Regions from separate parts of the Mus musculus genome. Here region 2 is linked to region 1. A link is a loop called in an ENCODE intact Hi-C map of the cell type or tissue named here. Cell type or tissue: heart. All regions are shown on one strand. Links, peaks and the distances in the headings refer to the core of each region. The heading gives the core; the rest is flanking DNA.

Region 1 (6,630 bases), core at 2,187-4,686:
AAGGTTAACTAATCTAGGACACCCCCAATAACTCAGCCTAGCTGAGCCTTGTAGAGTTATCCGTGGTTGCCTCTTGAGATCTCATGGCTTCTTTGGAGCTGTGGCTCAGTGCTGTCACACATTCTGCTGAGAAAATGACTCCTCATATCACCATCCTGGGAAAATATTTTTTAAGAAAAAAAAGAGTTCAAAGTTCAGTTTCCATTGAATTCATATTACTTTTGCACCCTCATAAAGCTGAGAAAAAAAAATCCCAAACCAGGAACTGTATGAGTCACTCTCAGTATCAGACAGAACATGGTGTAACAAAACATTGTGCAGCTTAATTGAAGGATTCGCCGCAGAAGATAGGGTTGGACAAACTGATAAAGAGAAATCAAGAGCCCTGAAGATGGTGATAGCAGGAAATCCTTGCTACCACTGGGCTTCAGGGGACAGGAGGATGGGATGGATTCCAAAACTCTGAGGGAAAATGGACATCTATGGAAGAGGCCTGTCCAACAGGAGCTGATATCTTCAGTCACAGGCACATCCAGGCTGGGATGTAGCTTAGTGGTAACACTCTAGCTGGACCTATATGAGGCCTTGGGTTCCATGCCTAGCATGTGGAAGAAATCTCATGGAAGATGACTACTAACTTGTGGTGGAATGTCTTAGGAAGAGCCAGCGATAGAGGCTGACTTCATTGTCCTCGGGCCTTTCGATCTCTGCCTAGTAGTGTTTGCTTATCCAATCTACTGGTAACCAGTGGGCAAGAGAACAGTTGCTGCTGTCTCAGGCTCCTGCAGTAGGGAGTGGGTGGAAGAGTAGAGAGTGGGTTTGAGAGACAGGGAATGTCTTTAGTTTGTAATCCATGTGTTTGTTAAAGGTGACTTTTCTTGTCTGTTTTAGGCGCTCCTTGAAAACTTAGACCATGTCTCACATTTACATGGTTTCTAATATCTCATAGTGTTTATTTAGTTCAATGAGAATTGAAATGTACACGCACGTGTGCATTTGTGTATGTGTTAGAGAGACAGAGAGTCAGAGAGGGACAGAGACAGAGGAGAGTCAGAGAGAGAGAGAGAGAGAGAGAGACACAGAGAGAGACAGAGACAGAGACAGAGAGAGACAGAGACAGAGAGACAGAGAGAGACAGAGAGCTGTGATCTTCCATCTTCCAAACCCTGGGTTTGAAAGACAGAACAGGGAGAGGGAACAGACACTACCTTCAGGACATGACATAGCCATTGCACACAAGAACTCACAGGAGCCATGTCACCATTGCAAGATGAAACCAAACAGTCAGCAACCTGACAGAGCTAGTTAGACCCAGTGGGCTCTAGAAAACCAAAGCACAATGAAAAGGTCAAGAAGGAGGGGGAGGAGGGGGGAGGGGGGAGGGGAAGGGGAGAAAGATGTTGGCAGTTGCTGGAGGCTGGGGGTGGGGTCATGAGAGAGAGTTGGGATAGGGTGTGGGAGAGGGGAGTGGGCAGAGAGAGTTGGGGGTAGATATGATCAATATATAGTTTGCATTATGAAATTGTCATAGAGTAAAAGGTATTTTATCTAAAGTTCACTAAATGAGACACATACCCTTTTCTTTAATTAAAGCAAATAATTTTCTTTGTAAAAAAAGTGTTCATTTTCCCTTATTTTTATTCTATTAATATTATTAATTTGGAAACAGAGCTAGAATGTACCTGTACTATTAGTATTCTTATTTATGATTTTTCTTATTATTTATTTAATTTTGAAGCAATGGTATTTGAAATAAGTTGATACTGGAATTGATATTTAAGAACAGTATTCTTTTCAAACATCAGTCGTATGGAGTATTCAAAAAATAAGATGGGAAGGAGATAATTGTTTAGAAAGAGTAAGGGGGAAAACTGCCTGAATTTTCTTGAAAGCGCACAGGCTGCGAGCATAGCAATAGCGAGACCACTCCGAGGATCTCAGATACATTGTAGCCATGTAGCTGCTCCTTAGTATCCCCTTTCTGTTGGTTAATTCTGAATGCTACTCCAGCCTTCCCGAGTGAGTTTGCAGGCGATAAGCGCAGGGAGGGATTTCTTGCTAGGGGCAATTTAGGTCATGGCATGAGCCGATTATTAATATTGTACCGTGGCCCTATTTTCTTGTAAAAGGACCCCCAAACGGAAGGAAATTAGTCTGTCTCTGTCTCTCTGTGTGTCTCTGCCTGTCTGCTTGCCTCTCTCCTCTCTGTCTGTCTCTGTCTCTCATTCTCTTCGAGGGTGGAGTGTGCCCTCCTCTTATTACTCTGTAGGCGCCCTAGAGGGTCACACTGTAATGTGGGCCGGTCCCTTTGGCATTTGGATAAAGCTGAGGTGATCTTTGTAGGAGGTTGCTATGACAATTTGCAAACAGCAGAGCCCACAGAACAGCAGGAGGTAGCTCCCTCTGGACTGAAGTCTGCTCTAGCTGGGGCCAGCACTCTCGGGGACCTGGGGACAGACACAATGAACAGGACAGTAAAAAATGGACCCGGGACTCCAGGAGCACTTCAGAAATTAGGCACCTCCCAGGAAGGAAGTGCATGCCTGGATGCGGTCCAACTTTCTTCCCTATCTGCTGGGATTTTTTGAAGCTTTCCCTCCACACCTGGCTGTCCAAGTGGACAAAGGTGCACAAGTGTGCCACGCGCGACAAAGCATAAGGTGTGCGACGACAGAGAAGAAAATTTTTGTTCTTTCTGGGAAACAGAGGCTATAGACCACAAATGAAAAGGGCGGGGAAATTCTCCACGTGTCTGGGAAGGGAAAGGGAAAAGGAATCTTTTCCTCCGAGGATGTGAGGAATCAGAGGTGTCGCACCAGTGCAGCAGAGAGCTGAAAGGAAGGTGTGTCTGTCTCAGTGGCCGCGCCGCGCCGGGGAAAGGCTTGGAGTTGTAAGGAAATGGGAGGTGTCTCTGATGTTTATTTTTGCCTAGCAACCCACAGCCAACTGCTACCTCAGCTGCGGTCCACAGGCGCCTGTCTGCCTCCCCTTGTCCTAGCGACTGGAGGGCAGCGGTCACTCGGTGTCAGTGAATCAGGGAGGGCGTGCGTGGCTGAAATGAAGGTGGAAGGGCAGCCCCTTCCTTCGTCCATGCTTGGGTCACCAGGCTCAGCCGCAGTCCCTCCTCGGAGCCTGACTTTCCGAGGTGACCCTCATACAACTAAGTTCTCTCCATGATAAACTGGGGAGAGGGGCTGGCTGGGCCACTGGGACAGGGACAGGGACTAGGGTCGGGGCCAGGGGTGGGGGGCCGCAGTATTGTCTGGGAGCAGCCATTAGGAGCGGTGTTTAGGGGCGTGATGGAAGAGGGAGTGGTCTCTGCAGCAATTTCGGGAGGAGGCCGGCCGCGGTAGGTTGCGCGGTAGTGCCGGGAGGGGCGTCGCAGGGGCGAGGGGGACCCGGGTAGAGGGCAGATGGCCGTAGGGGAGGCACAGGGCGAGCCGGAGTCGCAGTTTTCCTGGGAGCGGAGGGCGGCTCTGCGGAAGATCGGAGGGGGTGGGACTCCCGGGGTGGCGGGTGGGGGTGGGGTGGCCGCCAGCCTGTGTGGCTGGGGCCGGGGGTGGGGGGTGGGGGGAGTCCGGGGCGGGGCCTCGGCGGGGGCGGGGCTGGCCTTCTCGGGCGCGAGCCGCGGGGGCGAGCGTGTGTGCGAGTGTGCGCGGACGCGCGCGGGCCCGGGAGGAGGCTCCCGAGCGAGTGGGTCCCGGCGGCCGCAACCCGCTCCCCGCGGCCCCGATGTGAGGGAGTCGGGGAGGCCAGCGGTGCGGCAGGGGAGGGCGAGGCATGTGCACGGGCCGGGGGGTACAGCAGCCGCCCGAGGACGAGGGGGACGGCGGCGGCGAGGAGGAGAGCGGGGGGCTCGCGGCGGCGGGTCCGGGCCGAGGGGATGCAGCGGACTGCGTGTGTCTGGCTGTAGCGGGAGCGAGGCGGCGACGAGGCGCGGGTGACCCGCGTGAGGGGCGACCAGGAGGCGGCGGCGGCGGCGGCGAGGAGTAGCGGCGGGACCGGCGGCGAGGGCAGCACTGCCATGCACGTTCCTCTCCCGCGGCCATGTTAACCAGGAAACCTTCGGCCGCCGCTCCCGCCGCCTACCCGACCGGTAAGGGCCCCGGGACCCTGTCGGCGGCGTGGGGCGCGGGCTGCGCGCGTTGGTGCCCCGGGATCCCCGAACCCGGCGGGTCGAGCGAGGGCCATCCGGAGCGCGACCCCGCCGCTGCGCCTTCTCGGTGGCCCGCCCTCCCCTCCCCCGGCCCGGCGACGTGGGCTCCGGAGCTCCGGCCCAGCACTGCTCCCCGCCGGGTCGCGAACTTAACTTTGCAGCTGGCGGGTGCGCGCTGGGGAGTCGCGTCCCGACCCCCCTTGTTTCCCGCACGCCGCCGGCTTTTCCCGGGCCGGGTGTCTCCTTCCATCTTCTCCCTAGAAGAGGGGGTTCGCTGCCCACCGGGGCGGGGGCGGGGGGTCTGGGTGGCTCTCTTCCCCCACCCTGACCCTCTTTTGTCTCCTCCCGCGCGTGGCTCCCAGGCCGAGGAGGGGACACCGCCGTTCGCCAGCTTCAGGCTTCCCCGGGGATCGGCGCGGGGGCTCCCCGAAGCGGAGTGGGGACCGGCCCGCCCTCCCCCATCGCCCTGCCGCCTCTCCGGGCCAGCAACGCTACCACTACAGCCCACACGGTGAGACCTGGCTTCGGGTGGGCGCCAGGCAGACCCCTGGCTTGTTGGGTTCCGACTGTGGGAAGAGAGGGCCGAATCTCCACGCCCCTAGCAGGGGCCTGTCCTCGACGCCGCCCTCTGCAACTTGGGCGAGCCCCGAGCTGCTGCCACAAAGGAGATTCGTGGCGTGGGCCCCTTGCTTCCCTCTGGTGCTCGCCCACCCCAGGCTCCTTTTCCTGGGAACTTCCTCCTTGCGCCCCCTCCCCCTTTTTTCATCTCTGCTTCTCAGAGCTCCCTTCCCCCCCGACCCGGTAAACATCTACTCCCAACCCCAGGGGTAGTGGATATTTATAGAAACGTATGTGTTAGGGGACAGCTAGCCTACCCTGCCCGGAAAATCGATCCCCCAAAGAGCCTCCGAGGCCTGGCTCCAGCCAGCAGGGAGCACCCGCCAATTGTCCCCCGCGTGTGTAAGCATGTTTTATGAGAGCTACAGGTTTGAGCACAGCAGAAATTGTAATTAACATTAACAAAAATAAGAGCTACAGCAGTAGTCAAAACAAAACAACCCCCCCCCCCCCGCAGGATTCTCAACGTGGATATTGCTCAAAAGGAAAGACTGGGCTTTGCTTTGTAGGTGGCAAAGGAAGGGCACCTGACAAGGGCTGTCCCTTGAGTCCCTGGGGAGGAGAGCGGAGCCTGGGACTGGTAGCTGTAGAGACTGGCAAGCTGGATGTGACTTCAGAATGTACCTTTCCTCGGCTCCCAGCGATGGCCTTTGGATGGTGACCTGGAGCCTAGAGGAGGTGTGCGCTTGCAGAAGGTGGTGGTTTCAAAGGTCTCTTTCCCAAAGGCTCTCTGGGAGCGTGAGCAACCTAGGATGGTTTCTATGTGAGGTTGCTTGCAGGGCATAGGATTTTGTTACCAAGTGAAAGTTGGTTGAGAGCACCCACCCATGGTTTGTGGCCTGCAGGGAGCATCTCTGGGGGAGGGGGGTGGGGAATCATGTGTGACTGAAACTTGCTTATCACAGGAGATGAGAAGAAGGTGGACTTTAGTTGTTTGTAATGGAGACATATAAGAGAGGTAGATAATCTCATAGACATGTTTTGTTATTCTCTCTGTTTTTCTTGTGGGTCTATCCTAGGGGCTGGACATACACAGAATTAACTCATCTGGGTTGTACTGTTGCTGGGAAAGAGAGCCTGCAGTTAGTAGGGATGTGATTGCCACAAGGGCATCCTACAAAGGAACAGCCATTGGTTTTAGAGGTTTGGATTTTTTGTGGTTTTGGCTGGTTTTGAATCATCTGACAGTTTGGAAAATACAGCGTCCATCCCCCTCCCCCCAGCTCCCCCTCCCCCATGTGTTGGTGTGCTCATGTTACATGGTGTGAACTGGAAAAGAAATAATTCAGTTTGCCTCTGGTTTCCCAGTTTTTGTAAGGATGGCCTTAGCCTGATCAGAACTTCTTTGCGGTTGAAATATGTCATGGAACCGGGTGAAGGAGAAGTTGTCACTAGCAGAATAGCCTGTGTGGCATCAGAGAGGAAAGGCCATGAAGGCGATTTCGGGATAGACGCCTGTGCTTTGTGACCTGTGTGTGACATGGCTGTTTGTAGTTGAAGGGTGAACTTCGGCTACTCTGCATCCTTGGATGCTCCGTTTTGAAAGTGAAGCTTTGTATTTCAAATGTTACTTTCGACTTGGTTTGTGTAACATTGCAGGTTTCCCAGATCAGGCATTAAGGAGCACAGAGTTGATCTGGCTCCTCTGTGTGTTTACCTGAGGAGGCAGACTCCACAGGTTAACTGAGCTGTCAGGAGTCCAGAGGCAACTCTGATGTGTATTGCCGAGTCACACACCCTCCCGAGTCTTCGTTTAATGTACTATTTGGGACTACTAGTTCTGGGAACCAGTATTAGCTTAATTATAAATACTAGAACCTTTACAGATCCAGAGTCCCAATATTCCACATTTTCAA
Region 2 (6,630 bases), core at 1,871-4,370, 110 kb after region 1:
AAGTTTCTTCTGTAACCAATCTCCAGAAATATTAAGCAGACGCACTTTACTTTTAATCTATCCAGTCATTCTGAAATGTATGATGAATCCTGTGGTTTGCTAAATTCTGATTATCTAAATGCCCCCTCTCCCTGCTCCTCTCCACTAGCCTAGGCTGGCCTCAATTTCCCTATGCAATCAAGGATTACCTGTAACATCTGATCTTCCAGCACCTGTTTTATGAGTGTTGGATTTACAGGTTCATACAAGCGTGGCAGGAGGCTTGTCAGTGCTGGGGACTGGACCCAGGCATTCAGGAACAGTATTAGGCAAGCGCTCTTCCGATGGAGCTAAGTCCACCGCCCCTGAATTTTCTGTTTCCTAGTCCCTCCTGCAGAATCCTGCAAGAGACAACTGTCATGCTTTGAAAATGTGGACTATGCACAGGCTGGGATTGTGGTCGTGGGTGAGGCAAACCATTCAAACAGGAAGCTGGCCTCTTATCTGTCATCAAGGCCAGGGAGACCTGGGGCTACTGTGGCAGTTTCAGACTGGCATATGGATGAGAGTTAAAGTTGTGGGCAGATGGTAACTGCAATTAGATGCAAACAATTTTTTTTTTTTAATTTCTAAACAGCAACTACAGCACCCAGCCCTGGATGCTTGCAAATCACATTTCAGTGACTTGGTGGCAGGCGTTTGTGTCCCTCATGCAGGAGCAGCGGCCTCCATAAAAGCTGCACTTGGGAGGATGTCCCTCCTCCTTTTGCTAGGCCATAAGCACAGATGTGTTCTGCTGGCTATGACCCTGCTGGCTGGGACACAGGACTGGGGGAGGAATGGCGTCCAAAGGCAAGGCCCTGCCTTGGCAGGAGATGATAGCCAGAGATGAAGCCAGACGAATGTTAAAAAGCCTGCGTCTTTCCAGAATAGTTCTTAGAGGGTGTGTTTTATATATATATATATATATATATATGAATGAAAACCCCAAGGCCTGGTGATAGATATTGCTGAGGATCATCTAACACTAATTTTTAATGCACTTGTGTTACTTCCATGTGTATGCTGTATTCCTATGAAGGTAGATAGGGCCTGGACTGGACACCTGGATATAGACTGCCAAAAGGACCTGTAGGACACAGGAGAGATAGGTAGACCCGCACTCATAAGGCAAATGTTTTCAAAGGAGATGCTGTGGAGAATTCAATGTTCTTAGGAGGATAGCTTTTTCCTTCAGCTTCCTCTGAGGCCGTGCCTAAGATGCTCCTCGAAGCTGCATGGGATACCTAGACCTTTGAATACCCCCCAGTCTTTGGTGGCTTTGCCTGGGGGTCATTGCTTAAAGGATTTTGCTGATTTTCTTTCTTTCTTTCTTATTGGATTCTCATTGCACACAGCCATCTGCTCTTCCGCTCACATGTGCGCCAGGGCTGAGCCACTGTGACTCCTGCCCTCCAGCAACTGTAGAGGTTCGAAGCCCAGGGGGAGGAGCAGAAGGATCAAAGCGCCGAGCCTCTGAAGTTATTTGAATCTGGGGCCTTTGGGAGCTAAGCTGGATGGATTTACATTATCTCTTTGTGGACTCATTTCTCACTGACACGTTCGGAATGCTCTTGGTGGCTTCCACTGCCCTCTTTATTCTCCATGGAGCTATTTCAGAAAGTTAATTAGCCTTTCTATGATAGTTCTCTCCTTTGGAACTTGAGGCCAACCTGCCACTCGCCATTTTAAAATGGCCCTTACTTACCCGGGGGATAAGGAAGACGATTCTGTTCTTTTTTATTTTAGTAAGTTCATGTCTTACTACCATCTATGTCATAATTAGTAACCGGAAGTCCTCTCTTTTATACTTCTTACAGATTTTATTTTTAATTTTTATTTTTTTGTGTGTGGTGGTAGGGTTGCACACAGGAGTGCAGGAGTCTGCAAAGGTTAGAAGAGGGCATCAGACTCCCCGAAGCTGGAGTCTAAGTTGTAACCTGCCTGCCTTGGGTGCTAGCACTAAACCCTAGTCTTCTACAGGAGCCGCAAGTACTTTTAACCACTGAGCTATCTGTCCAGCTCCCTCGATTTCTTCTCCAATGTAAAGACCGTAGTCTTTGATCTCAGGGAACTTATAGTCTTAGTGAGATTATAAAACTTGCAAGGATGACTGGCACATTTCAGACTATACAGATGCAACTGACTGCATGGGTGGATGCACTGTGAGAATTTCAGTAGAGGTATCTTTCTGCCATCTTGGCTTTGGCTCTGCATCCTGCATCCCTGATGCTGGTTGCGTTACCTAGGATACGTCATTTGCTCTCCATCAGCATCAGCTTCTTTATCTGCACAAGGCAGATAGCTCAGTCAGGAAATCGAATGCCGTGCACACATGGGGGTCTGAGCTTAAGACCTAGAAGCTATGATGGTGGGTGTTTATAATGTTAGAGTTGGGGAGGCAGGGACTGGCAGATCCCTGGGCTAACTGGCTAGCCAACCTTGCTGAGTCCGTGAGCTCCAGGCCACTGAGAGGCCCTGTCTCAGAAACCAAAGGGGATAGTGCTTTGAGGAATAACATCTGAGGTTGACTTCTGGCCTACACACACACACACACACACACACACACACACACACACACACACTGTAGATTTGGTTTAATGCTTGCATTATGGGTTCCCAAACTGCACTAGTCTCTTTGTCTTTAGCTGTGCCCTCGCCCTCAGCATCTCTGGGCCATTTGAGCCCCTTGAATTCATTAATTTCCTCTTCTCCTTTTCTTATTTTAAACAGTGCTCGCTCGGAGCCAGGCACAGTGGGCTCAAAGGCACATGCGCAGTATTTGGTGGTACTGAATATCAATGACGGTTCTGTAAAACTTACAACCAGATCACAACCGTCTACACAGCTACAAGATTGAGCCTTTGTGCATAGTTGATTATCTGAGAGGAGAGCCAAGGCATGGGTCATCTTAAATAAGCCTGCTCCGAACACTCACAAAAAGGGCAGCGTGAGAACGGGCCGAGGTGGAAAACTGTAGCTCTTGCCCCTGGCTGCCCCAGGGCTGAGCTTTTGGCTGCAAGAGGTGTTTTGGAAATATTTGAATTGGCCCGAATTCCCACGTGTGAGGCAGAACTGCGCATGTGCCCTTGCCGTGGCCGGTTTGTTGTGGTTGCCGTTGCCAGCACTGACTCTGGCTTCTGTGCATGCCAAAGAAAGAAAGCCACTGTGTGTGCCAAAGAAAAGAGCCGTCCTCAGCCTGTGAGGGAGCTCCAAGGGTGGACTCGTGAGTCTCTCAGGTAGAGACTCTCCTTCCTAGAAAGGCGATAAAGACTTCCTAAGATGACATAACGACACAGGAGCCCAACTTTCAGCCTCACCACGGTGACTACCTCTACAGGAAGAATTTCCCTCTGTTCAATGGAAATACTCTTTGGAAAAAGATCCTACCAGTGTTCAGTGTAGTGGGCATACCTTAACCCCAGTACTTTGAAAGCTAAAGCTAGCCTGGGCTACATATACCCGACTTCAAAAAAAAACCAAACAAAAATAATAACAACATAACTACCTTGGGTTTGTAAGCTGAGCCCCATACTATCAACATTATCAGTATGGGAACATTTCTCTCTCTCTCTCTCTCTCTCTCTCTCTCTCTCTCTCTCTCTCTCTCTCTCTCTCTCTCTCTCTCTCTCTCTCTCTCTCTCTCTCTCCTTGGCTGTCCTGGAACCTGCTCAGTAGACCAGCCCGACCTCACACTAAGAGATCCACCTGCCTCTGCCTCCCAAGTGCTGGGATAAAAGGCATGAGTCCAGATACTATGGCTGGACATCGCTCTCTTTTTTTTCTTTTTTTTTTTTTAGGGGGGTGGGGTTATTTCTCACAGCATCAGGAGAAGGCCCTGGTGCAGGTAGGTGAGGGGTAATACCCACACAGCTGAAGATCCAAAGGGAGGAAGGGAATTGGCTGACAGGTGGCTACAGATTCAATGCCTTCCAAACTCTGGTTTCTCTTCTCAGTCGGTCTGACCTGCCCTTCAAAGGACTACTCTACTCACCAGACTTCGAATCATGGCATCTGGGGTGGGGCTTTCCTGAAAACTAGAGTTTAGTACACAATCTAATCACCAGTGTGTTTGTTGCCTTAGAAGAAAATGTGTCTCTAACATGGTGCTTGAGAGCTGAAGGTTGTAGTTTAGGGCCTCCTCCCCAGCTTACGGTCCCACCTGAGTCTAACTCAGTTTCTATAGCAATATTCCTTTAACCAGGACCACAAAATGGTGATAGAAGCGACCGATGGCAACAACTTAGGCCTGAGCAATAGCTTTTTTCCTTTTTTATAAATATTTAACTTTTTTTTTTACTCGCTAAACATTTTAAATCAGCACAACAACTTCTCATAGCGGGCTGTTTTTAAAAAAGGGTCTGCACGATGTACAGTTCTGTGACTTGAGAATCAGAATCAGACACTAGGTTCTGGATCCAGTCTCTGTTGCCATCCTGCAGGGAAGCGGAACACTGAATTCCAGGACTAAAGGTATCATTTAGAGTGCTCGACCAGCACTTCAGAGAGAAGCATAATTTCTGTGGCTGAGGATACAGCAGCTCAAATCACAGTTTCCACGAAGGTGTTGATTCCTGTCTGTTACGTGGGCTGCTCTGCTGTGCCCGCCCCATACTCTTCCTTCCTTTTGTCATGCTCCTGACCTACTGCCTCTGTCTCTGTCTCTGTCTCTCCCTCTGCCCCTCTCTCTCCTTTTCATTTTAATTGTAGGGATCAACCCCAGGCCCTGTGTATGTCAGAATACATGGCCAGCCCAACCCTGAATTTTCCTTCTGCGTGTGTGCCATACCCACCCACCCCATAGCTTATAGACTCTCTAGATCGATAAGCACAGGACTGTCACCCACAGCCACTGGACTATGCTCTGCCCGGCCTGTTGGTTAGGAGGAATTCCTTCGATGGAAACCAGCACCACTTTTACAGAGTTGAACACAGCTTGCATGACATAAGTAAAAGGAGCTATATTCCCTTCTCTTGTGATGGGGAGACTATTAGATTAAATGGTGGCCTGAGGCCTTAGATAAGATGGAAGGGTTTGTCACAGTGGAGGGGGAAATTTTGTCATATATTTTTCATATGTATGATATTAATGAAGAACTTCTAGAACTCAGTTAGCACTTAGACAAGATGAGAACAATTACCCTGGGTACAGGCTTGGGAAATTTCAGAGAGCCCAGAGAGGCTGATTCAAAGAGCTCCGAGCACTGGATTCTAAGCAGCAGACATAGCTATCACTGCTGTGGGGCACGCAAAGCCTACCTTTCCCTTTGGTTGCCCACTCTTGGATCCAGGCCAAACCTTCATTATTCCACTCAGGACAAAAATGTTGCCAGGGAACACATACACACACTCTCCACTGTATTAACTTGGTAGTTTTGCATTGACTTGCATCCCGTCAGTGTGTGTTCATGTGTATGTATGTGTGTATGTGTACATGTATGTGCATGAATGAACATGTGTTTGTATGTGTGTATATATTTGTGCACATATGTGTTGTGTGTTGGTATGTATGTGGGTATGTGTTTATATGTATGTATGTGTGTGCATGTGCACATGTGCATGTACATGTATGTGTATATATCTGTATGTGCATGAGTATATGTGAGTTTTTGTGTGTATGTGTGCATGTACATGTATGTGTGTGTGTGTGCATGTACATGTATGTGTATGTGTGTGTATGTGAGTATGTGTTTATGTGTATTTACATGTGTATATGTATGTGCATGTATATATGTATGCATGTATGTGTATGTGTGTATGTGTGTATGGGTAAATATGCATGTATGTATGTGTGTGTATGTTGTGTGTCCAAGTTGTGTGTGTATGTGTGTATGCTGTTTGTCGTGTGTCCATGTTGTATGTGTGTTTTTGTGTGTATGTGTACGTATGTGTGTATGTACATGTGTGTGTGCAAATTTTATTCTTTCATTCTGGCTGTTCTGCCCCAGCATCACATTTTTATAAGCACACAGTGGATCCTAGCATTTCTTAGTGTTGAGAGAGGCTGGGGTGAAGTTGGTCAGGGCACTGGGTTTGACTCCAGAGGGCAGGCCTGGGACCCTTTACTTTTCCTCTTTATATTCTTGCCCTCAGAGTTTCGCCAGCACACTCTCTCACCCACTATTCACCATGATTGTGGACCTGATCCACTGAACAATTTTCGATGGAGCTCCCACAGGCCAAATGGAGCCACCTTTCAGCAAATAGAAAATGTGTGTGCGTGCACACACGCATGCGTGTGAATAGACTGCTGCCTAAGCAGGTTACTCTCATGAACACGGGCTTTCTGTGGACCAGTAGAAACAGTCAGTCATGCCTTTCTCATGGGCTTGCTGCCTCAATTGGTGCCATTGGGCAGATGCCTACATTTGGAATGCTGTAGGCTCATAGCTATTCAAACAACATCTGAATAGCAATCCAAATGACTTTGTGGAATGCAAGATTCAAATTGTGTATCAAAGCACGGAGAACTCTTGGCAGCTTGGCGATTGATCCAGATGCTCAGGGAAAGAGATCAGAGTGTACTTTTTTTTTTTTTTTTTTTTTGGTTTTTTTTAAGACAGGGTTTTTCTGTATAACCCTGGCTGTCCTGGAACTCACTTTGTTGACCAG

The links. Hi-C counts contacts between places; a loop is a spot of excess contacts. Peaks named below come from ENCODE experiments on the same cell type or tissue, not always from the same donor. Only the 100,000 strongest peaks of a DNase experiment are listed, where the experiment ranks them.
Region 2: it touches region 1 in a loop (2.3-fold over the local background); 1 of 42 quality-filtered maps calls a loop at or near these places.

The regions. Positions count from the first base shown.
Region 1 is chr10:118,866,187-118,872,816 of GRCm38, reverse strand. It overlaps Dyrk2 (dual-specificity tyrosine-(Y)-phosphorylation regulated kinase 2), which reads left to right and starts at 3,914. Exons shown (of 3, transcript NM_001014390.2): 1 at 3,914-4,096; 2 at 4,519-4,667. The coding sequence starts at 4,048. Gm40777 (a long non-coding RNA gene) reads right to left here and starts at 1,040. Exons shown (of 3, transcript XR_872090.1): 1 at 1-1,040. In heart, for the core only: no CTCF peak of the experiment used is centred there; DNase peaks (open chromatin) are centred at 2,916, 3,406, 3,696, 4,296 and 2 weaker places; H3K4me3 peaks cover 2,500 bases; H3K27ac peaks cover 2,500 bases.
Region 2 is chr10:118,755,446-118,762,075 of GRCm38, reverse strand. The region is part of intron 1 of Gm33439 (a long non-coding RNA gene); the gene reads right to left. Among named protein-coding and RNA genes, the nearest start is that of Gm33439, 12 kb to the right of the region's middle. In heart, for the core only: no CTCF peak of the experiment used is centred there; a DNase peak (open chromatin) is centred at 3,095.